3 separate regions of the Homo sapiens genome follow, and all the other regions are linked to region 3. The links are chromatin contacts, found by Hi-C or POLR2A ChIA-PET in ENCODE. All regions are on one chromosome and are shown on one strand. Each heading gives the region's core, a stretch centred on a gene start or an enhancer-like site at or near the end of the contact. The rest is flanking DNA. Distances are from core to core; before and after follow the strand shown.

Region 1 (3,021 bases), core at 479-2,978, 230 kb before region 3:
ACGTTGGCCAGGCTGGTCTCAAACTCCTGACCTTGTGATCCACCTGCCTCAGCCTCCAAAATGCTGGGATTTACAGGCGTGAACCACTGTGCCTGGCAAAGTTTTTCTATTTTTATTGCTAGTACCTACTACTATTTTTCTGATTCTTCTGTCTCCAAAACCTCACTGCCATTCTTTTCTATAGTACTTCTTTTTTTTTCCTCTCTCTTTTCTTTTTCCTTTTGTTTTTTTGAGACAAGGTCTCACTCTATCACCCAAGTTGGAATGTGGAGGCTCACTGCAGCCTCCACCTCCCAGGCTCAAGCAATCCTCCCACTTCAGCCTCCTCAGTAGCTGGGACTACAGGTGCATGTCACCTGTTTAATTTTTTTACAAATTTTTGCAAAGATGGGGTCCCACTATGTTGCCCTGTCTGGTCTTGAACTCCTGGGCTCAAGCAATCCTCCCACTTCAGCTTCCCAAAGTGCTGCAATTACAGGCATGTAATCAGCCTCTTTTCTATAAAAATATTCTATTGCAGTACTTGATTTAAGGAGATTGTAGAAAATTTGGGGAAAGGTTCCAAGATATTGACACTTTGGTAAATAATTCTTAAGAGAAAAACCAAAAGAGCTTGATCTATTAAGTCAGAAGTGAGATAAGGAACATAAGGACTTTTTCTTGTTTGTATCCAGACCAATAACAACAACAAAAAACATAGACCTGTGAGCAGCTGACATGAAATTTGTGGTGACTAATTAATTTTTAATTAATTAACTTGTGCTGCCTTGTTCATCTACTAATTTCCAGGTTCCCAATGGCTTACTGATAAATTAGTCCTAATGAAATCAAACAGATCTAAAAGGAACCAGTGTTTCTCTCTCCTAGGATTATCTCCATGTTTCTAAAGACAGACCAAAACCAGAAGGTTACTTCCAAGATTTAATCTGTACCAACCAGTCCAAATATTATTGGTTTTCAAGCATTCGATTTCCCTGCACAAAGAGCATGTACTTTCTTAACAGTGACTTGGCACTAAACTCCGTCTTCAAATTTAGCTATGCAGTCTTGACTTTGAACTAGACAGGGGATTTCCATATTTTCCCCATCTTCATTTTAATAAAATGCCTCAATTTTCTTCAGTACTACTTTAAAAAATTCAGGCTCTGTCTCTAAGAAACGAAAGAGTAGAGTGTTGTAGTTTTATAGAAATTTAAATTTAAAGTTTCATATATTATAGGCACCATTCATAAAACTACATATGGAAATTTAGAACTTAAATTAAGCATAAATATTTATCAAAGAGAGGAGTAGGGGCAAGAAATGCATACAGCTAAGGATATGGTAGCTTGAATTAGGATCATGGTAGTGGAAATGAAAATTGAAAGCATTCAGTAAGCGTTTCAGAAGTAGATGGATAATAATGGGGATGGTGGGAGATGACAGATGGCAAGAGAGGAGGCAAGGATGATTTCTAAGTTTTTAGCTCAAGTGACTTGGGGGACACAGTGCCATTTACTGGGATATGTAGGCTAGAGTACAGGTATGAGAAAATAACCCTTTCAATTTTGTAGACATTTTACTTTTGAGAAGCCTAGTAGACTTCCAGATGAAGATGTCAAATAAGACATTAGATATATGACTTTGGGGCTTTGGGGTGAGGTCAGGGCCATAGGTGTTGATTTGGTGGTCATAGGCATAGAGACAGTATTTAAAGCCATAGTCCCTGATGAAGTAAGAGTGTAAAAAAAAAAAAGAGAGAGCGAACTGGGGCTAAGAAGCTAACCCTCATACATGTCACAGTTTAGAGGTTTTGGAAAGAGAAGACAGAAAATGAAACTAAAAAGATGTGAATAGAGAGGAGGAACACCAAGAGTATGAAAGATGAGACAGAGACCAAGAAAAGAAACTAACGAATGTCGCTGAGAGATGAGTCAAGTGAGGAAAGAAAATGACCTCTTGTTTGGGCTACATGAAGGTCAATAGGTCTTCAATGACCTCAAGAACCTTGACATGAGTCCACGGAGTTGTGGGGAGAAAAGCTTGAATGGAAGGTGAAGATGCGAAAATTGTGTCTGTAGTCAACTCTTTCAAGAAATTTTTTTAGACAGGAGGCCCAGAAGTGGTATGATTGTGAGAGGGGAATGTGAGGTCAAGGGGTTTGCTCTGTCATTGTTGTTGTTTTTATTCCTTTTTACTTTGGAAATTTAACCTACAAACAACCAGAGAATAATATAAAGTACCCTCATGTACCCATCACCCAGCTTCAATAATGATCAACTTTTTTGTTTGTTTCAACTATTGCCCCATTAAAATTGTTTTATTAAGGTAAATTTACAAAAGTAAAATTCACTGTTTTGGGTGTACAGTTCTGAGTGTGTATAATTGTATACAGCCATATATAACCACCACTAAAATCAAGACATAGAACAGTTCAATCACCCCCAAATGGTGCTTCCTGCCCCTTTGTAGTCATCTTCTCCTTTCACTCACAGATCCTGAGTCTTCATCTAGCTCTTCTAGACTCTAGACCTCCATATCTGACTCCCTGCTGGAGAGCTCTACTTGTATGTCTCATAGAAATGTCAGATTCACTATGTTTAAAAATAAATTATTGGAAATGAAAAGGCAAGCCACAGACTGGTATAAAAAATATTTGCAAATCATAGCTTCAACAAAAAACATATATCCAACAAAGACCTTATTATTGAGCTACTGTGATTCAATAATAAGACAAACAGCTCAATTTTTTAAATGAGCAAAAGATTTAAATAGATACTTTAACAAAAAGATATACAGATGGCAAATAAACACGTTAGAAGATGCTCGACATTATTAGTCATTATGGAAATGCAAATCAAACCACAACAAGATAGCACTGCATACCCACTAGAATGGCTAAAATTAAAAAGCTAGACCATATCATGTGTTGGCAAGGATGTAGAGCAACTGAAGCTCTCCCATATACTGCTGGTGGGAATGTAAAATGATATCATCACTTTGGAAAATGGTTTGTCAGTTTCTTTAAAAGTTAAACATATA
Region 2 (3,250 bases), core at 83-2,582, 210 kb before region 3:
TGCTTGGTGGTAGAGGGATTCTCAGATTTGTTTTCTAAGGTGAAAGAATTGGGATTTGGAGTCACTGATATTTTCCATGCTCATCACAAGGGAGAGGGGAGCTATAATATGTGGACATCATAATGAGATAAACTGGAAGTAATCAGCCTAGAAGACACTGTCTGGTTCCTGGAAGGTGAAGATTGAGATGCAGGTTCATAGGTGGGAAGCTCTGCCTTAGATCTGGGCTTTTGCGTTATTTCCATTAATGAGGCATAAGGTGGAAAGGTGGTGCCTCGCATCTGGGTCTGACAATCTTCTCAAATGCCCTAGAAGAAAGTCTTCCCTCCTATGGCCATTTCTCTTTCTCTTTTCTTTTGTTTGGAGAGCTTGTCAGAAAGAAGATTATACAGAGAAATACTGTTGATCATTGGGTCTCCTATGTCATGAAGGTAAATGATTGAGGATTTATTTTCCCTGCAGTTAGGAACCCCAAGCCAAGTCTGTAGGAGTCCTTTAAAGGATAGGGATTCAGACCCAAGTTTGTGTTTCTCCTAATGATACAAGATTGTTTTGAAAACTGACTGAAATGGATATTCCCGAACTCTTTGTCCTCCTTGCTAGAAAAGTCTACGTCTTCTTTGGCTGGTAAGACTAGGAAAGCAGCTCTCGTAGAGAGTTTGCAGATCATGAAATAACACAGCTACAGGGCTTTTCCAACTGGAGCCTAGAGGTTCCTGAGGTTCAGGGGCTTCTGGAAACATATACTTCCGACCTCTCTCCTGCTTCGCTTAACCAGAGAAGGTTCATGCTTAATATTCTTATATATATTAGTTTTCCTTTCTTAAGAGATCGCATCTAAAGAAAGGGTTTCTATACTGAGAGCTAGAGAGGAGAGAAAGAAGGAAGGTAGGAAGGCAGGAAGGCAGGAAGGAAAGAAGGAAGGTCCAAATCACATATTTAACAGAGGAGGAGACCAAGGCCCAGGAAGGCACAAGACTTACCAGGCTCATACAGCTTCCCAGAGCTAGCACTGGAGTGCAGGTGGACATCCTGCAGGGAACTTCCTGGATGCCAAGGCCTTTGAGTACTTTCACATATTTTTAGAGGGCATTTAATATGCTGAGTGTTATTTACTTTTAATTTAGCAAGTTCCAAAATGAACTTCTGTTGGGCCTCTACTGCTTTTGCTCTCTTCAATAGATTGTTGAGGGACAAAGCTCTATCTAAATGTCCCTATCTAACTGAAGAGAAAGACAATCCTGTTATGTTGAAGCTTAGAGGCTGTGATGAGCACCGCTTGTCACGCCCTTGTGGTGTCCTTGTTTGGAGAGGGGTGTTTGTAGAAGCAAGAGCATGAGAGAGGCAGTACAGTTTGCACTGATACAAACCCCCCTCCTCCACAATATATTAGAAGAAGAGAACCTCTGTGATGGGAGAGGAGGCAGAAGCTTGGACTAAGCCAACATCTATAATGAGAATGTCTCATTGAAACAAACTCTTTCCTTTTCAACACTACCTTGGTAGTCAACTTTTCCGTTGTTGCCCAGCTTTATCTTCCTGTCAGCATAAAAAATACCATCATAAGGTGAAATGTGTATGATATTCCCATAAATGCATACTGTCAGGAAGTTTCACTGCCATAAACTTGCCCTATCATTCCTCCCATTTCCTCCAGCTCTGTGCTTATATTCTGGTGCCTGGCAACCCTGTGCCTGCTGCAGTCACACACACAGGGGCAGGCAAGAGGTGAGAGCCTTGGGGAATCCCCTGCAAAAGGGCAGATCTGCCAAGGGCCGTTATCAGATGAGGGTGAGGGGTGTGAGGTGACTCAGACACTGTGAAAAGGCATTATTCATCTAGAACCCTACTTTCCTTTATGGTTCAGAAAACGTGCTCTTGAAATGCTATGTCTAAACAAAGTTCTGCAAATCAGGTCCTGTGTTACGTGGGTTGGAGAATCTTGCTACTCAAATGATTTCCTACAAAGCACCCTCTATCTACGAGACTTCATCCATTTGTTTGTTTATTTGTCCACTCAACAAATACATATTTATTCGGGACTTTGAGCAGGGCACTGGCTCAGGCATTGGGAATATGGGGGAAAATAAGATATGTCCCTGGGCTTATGAGCTTCAGATCATTACACAACTACTACAAGAGAGAAATCCAGAGGTTCTCATTGATCTTTTGCAAAATTGGATCTTCAAATGTAATTGCTTACAGCAGATTAGTAACTAAATAGAATTAGGTCCCTGGGTCAGCTTCCTCTCCTTCCTAGGCTCCTGTCAGCTGATTCTTCCAGAGCAGAATCTCCCACCTCTTCCTTCCAAAGTTGTAGTTTTAGTTTTACTTTGATCCAAGTTTTCTGTTGCTGCCTATTTGAAGTACAATGTGATCTGTTGAGCTTGGATCACAAACACATCTGGGAAAATTACTCTTTGAAGAAACAGCAGGAGATAAGAGCACCTAGTTTGAGCGAAAAGATCATTAGCAACGTCTCATTAACAAATATGTCTCTGCCTGTTTAGGGTCAGGTATCTAAAATCAGGTAGACAGAGCAATTAGCAGGAGGGAGGAGGAAAGATCAAACACTGAGGTTGATCCAACTGCTACTGCTGTTGCTGTCTGATCTCTCAGCAGCAGAAACAAACCCCAGGGCTGGATAAGATACCATGCCTGGAGGAGACCAAACAAACACTTGGTGCAAGTTGATTATATCAGATCCCGTCCACCTAGGACAAGAGCTGGGGCAGTAATTTGTCCTTATTAAGATTGATATACGTTCTGGGCCTGGATTTTACCTCCCCTGCCCACCATGCCTGGGCCAGGCCCACCATCTGAGTGCTCTCAGAGCTTCTGACTTGTTCACATCACTCATAACATTGCTTCAGACCCAGGGACCCACTCTATGGCAAGGGAGTGCAACAGTGGCTATACCTGCAGGACCCATTGTACTTTTTATATGCTGCACAAGCTGGAGGCTGCCAGCTTGAGAGTATCCAAAAACCCCCAAAAAGGCCCAGTCATCTTTCCAGATACACAGTATACTTTAGATACTTTGAACAGATGGGAAGAGTGGGTCATTTCATCATTACTTCCACTGACTGAGTTAGGGAATTCATGCTTCCTATTCCTGAAACTTTAGGCACAATCACCAGAGGCAATCGGAGCCTGACAAAAACATGGCCACCAGAAGTTCAGATCCTCAGAGGTAAATTTCAGGGTTATTCCACCAGGCAAGCAACCTAGACCAGAAAGCTGCCTTCTG
Region 3 (2,926 bases), core at 107-2,606:
ATTTCCACTGTAAATTTTTGGATTCTCCAAGGAATTTGTAAGAAATCTCCCATGAAAAAGAGAGTGATAGCAATTTGAAAAGGATAAGTAGTTGCAGTCTGAAAACTCAGTAGGTAGTGTGAAAGCACATTAATACTGAACCATAATATGTAATGTAAGATTTTAGTCATTAAGAAACCACTATATTGCTGTCTTATTGTTCTGTTACTTTAAAACACAGTTTTTACCTAAAGACTTAAAACCCACCAATGGTATTATAAATTTCCTTTTGGTCAAAAAACTGACAGTTGTACTGTAGCAAAGCTAGTCATTTGAACAGTGGCCTTTTCATTTATAATGGTTATAGTTTTTAATATGTCAAAATCTTAGCAAGTATTCGAGTCATTTTAAGAATGAATTAAATCCTCATTCATTTTGATATTATGAATTCAGATTTTAGAGAAGGGTCTAGGATGAAGTTTGTCCTTTGTAGATATTTGATAAATAATCATTATTTTAAGTATTACCATTTTATGGAATCCCTGTTTGCCAGATACTGCATTAGCCTCTTTACAATAGACTATATTATTGCTAATTTTCAAACCCAATTTGCACAGTAGTTGGTATTATTCCCACTTTACAGATGGGGAAACGCAGAGACCCTTAAGTAATGAGCCCAATAATCACGTGTCTAGATAAAGCAGATCCAATATTTGAATTTGGATCTTAGTGACTCCAAAATCCATGCACGTTTCCATTCCGTCACATTGGAATGTCCTAAGCGTATTTGTTGAATTGAATTCGAAATATATTGAGTAAATTTGCAATGAACTAAACACAAATACAAAATCCCAGAATGAATGTTTTAGTTCTTAAAAGAATGAGCCATTTGCAAATGTGCGGATGAATGCAGTAGTTGAAAATTTGTTCCATCTAATCATTAAAGCAAGTCTCTAGGACTTTTACTCGGTGACAGTTTAGTAGACTGCCACTTCCTTAAATATGTGAGCAGTGTTTGATTCAGAATACTTCTTAAATATCCATTATGTGACCAAATTAGAGTTCTTTAGAACTCTTACAGTTCCTTAAAACTGGTTTCTACTTCACACTCTCACACTTGCCCTCCTTTCTGAATGTGGCCAGGTTATGCAGGTCTTACTGATTTACAGAAGCAAACACAAGAAAAGGTAGCCTTAAGTCACGGATGGGCCTGGCCCGAAGGCAAGATGAAGAAAACCAGTGAGAAGCTCAACCAGAAACCTAAAATGAAAGAAAGCTCTCCTCTTGAAACACTTCACCTTTTCTCCTTTCCTAGCAAAATGATAGGCCTGATTTGTGATGGTTCAGAGTTGCTATCTGCATCATTTTCAGTTTCATCCAGTTTACTTTCTCATAGTTTCTGCCGAGCAATTATGGCCAAGCCACATCCCCTGTTTGGAACTTGGTGTCTCCATATGTGAAACAAAGCAGTGGAATTAGATCAGAGTCGTTGGTCTGGGGTCTTAGCCTAGGTTGGCTTCAGGGGTTGTCTCTAAAATGCTGGGAAGTGAATACAATATTTGGTATGCATATACATTTTTCTGGAGGGAGAATGGTTCATAGCTCCCATCAGATTCGCCAAGGGGCTTCAGCTTACAAAGAAATCAGTGGGCCAGATTATCTTTGAAGTCTGTAGGGACTCTAGCATTTTAGTTTTCTATAAATTTTATCGTACACAGACTATCACAGGCAAGATAGTTGAGAAAATAAATGGGTTTTGTTTCCTTTCTACAGTGTGACATGTAAGGGAAACTTGGAGTGTTTTTACTATAGACAACTGCTTTTCTGTTCTGTAAGATAAGTGTTCTGGAATGTTTGTGGATAGTGACAAAATTCTGTTATTAGCAGAAGAGCAGAAATAGTAAATCAATTAGAAGTGATTCACATTTTGGTGATGAATGAACATTTTTTCAGGCCTGAATATTTCTTACAGTTATCTGTAATGGTAGCTTAAAGAGTCATTTAAAATAGCACTTTCCTATTTGGAATCTCAGACGCTTGGAATGTTAGTGCCTAAAAATGCTCAGAGTTGGCTGCTTGCGGTGGCTCACGCCTATAATCCCACCACTTTGGGAGGCCCAGGAGGGCGGATCACAAGGTCAGGAGTTCAAGACCAGTTTGGCCAACATAGTGAAACCCTGTCTGTACTAAAAATACAAAAAGTTAGACGAGTGTGGTGGTGTGCACCTGTAATCCCAGCTACTCGGGAGGCTGAGGCAAGAGAACCACATGAACCCCTGTGACAGAGGTTGCAGTGAGCCGAGATCATGCCGTTGCACTCCAGCCCAGGTGACAGTGCAAGACTCCATCTTTAAAAAAAAAATGCTCAGAGTTAATAGACCAATTCCTACCCCAAAGAAGCAGAGGCTTCAGAGGGGAGATGATATATCTTTGGTTCTTTCACTGCCATAGTCTCTGTTTGGAGAGCATACTGTCCTGCCAGAGAACCTTCTCATATGTGTCATGGCTCAGCAGATTAACCAACCTGAAGCAAGATCCCTATTGCTCAGCAGATAAACAGATGAAAGAATAAAGAAAAATACTTGAGCACCTCCTCCTTCTGGTAGGGAAGAAAAAGAATTAAGTAGCATCCCCTGTCCAGCTGTTTAGTTTGAAGCCAAAGGAAGCCCACTCTTTTTTTTTTTTTTTTTTTTTTTTTGAGACGGAGTCTCGCTCTGTCGCCCAGGCCGGACTGCGGACTGCAGTGGCGCAATCTCGGCTCACTGCAAGCTCCGCTTCCCGGGTTCACGCCATTCTCCTGCCTCAGCCTCCCGAGTAGCTGGGACTACGGGCGCCCGCCACCGCGCCCGGCTAATTTTTTGTATTTTTAGTAGATACGGGGTTTCACCTTGTTAGCCAGGATGGTCTCGATCTCCTGACCTCATGATCCACCCGCCTCGGCCTCCCA

The links. A loop is a pair of places that touch in the nucleus more often than their neighbours do. ChIA-PET counts read pairs that join two places held with the same protein, here RNA polymerase II (POLR2A). Pooled maps may share reads with other maps.
Region 1: a pooled map shows a loop between it and region 3 (2.2-fold over the local background). The contact joins two enhancer-like sites. A Hi-C loop is called at or near these places in 1 of 168 maps with a recorded cell type or tissue (PC-9) and 6 of 50 pooled maps. POLR2A ChIA-PET finds 5 or more read pairs at or near these places in 1 of 52 experiments (activated T-cell).
Region 2: a loop to region 3 is called in a map of heart right ventricle, with 2.9 times the contacts of the local background. The contact joins two enhancer-like sites. A Hi-C loop is called at or near these places in 4 of 168 maps with a recorded cell type or tissue (Calu3, endothelial cell of umbilical vein, heart right ventricle and 1 more), 2 of 37 single-sample maps with no recorded cell type and 6 of 50 pooled maps. POLR2A ChIA-PET finds 5 or more read pairs at or near these places in 2 of 52 experiments (A673 and activated B cell).

What each region holds. Positions count from the first base shown.
Region 1 is chr6:90,424,203-90,427,223 of GRCh38, reverse strand. No RefSeq gene overlaps it. Among named protein-coding and RNA genes, the nearest start is that of MIR4464, 110 kb to the right of the region's middle. RefSeq lists an enhancer at 1,659-1,948. Within about 2 kb of position 1,728, at least 4 of the 41 ENCODE cell types and tissues checked have a DNase peak (open chromatin) inside an H3K27ac peak, as active enhancers do.
Region 2 is chr6:90,396,598-90,399,847 of GRCh38, reverse strand. No RefSeq gene overlaps it. Among named protein-coding and RNA genes, the nearest start is that of MIR4464, 85 kb to the right of the region's middle. Within about 2 kb of position 1,332, at least 4 of the 41 ENCODE cell types and tissues checked have a DNase peak (open chromatin) inside an H3K27ac peak, as active enhancers do.
Region 3 is chr6:90,189,366-90,192,291 of GRCh38, reverse strand. The region is part of intron 4 of BACH2 (BACH transcriptional regulator 2); the gene reads left to right. Among named protein-coding and RNA genes, the nearest start is that of BACH2, 110 kb to the left of the region's middle. Within about 2 kb of position 1,356, at least 2 of the 41 ENCODE cell types and tissues checked have a DNase peak (open chromatin) inside an H3K27ac peak, as active enhancers do.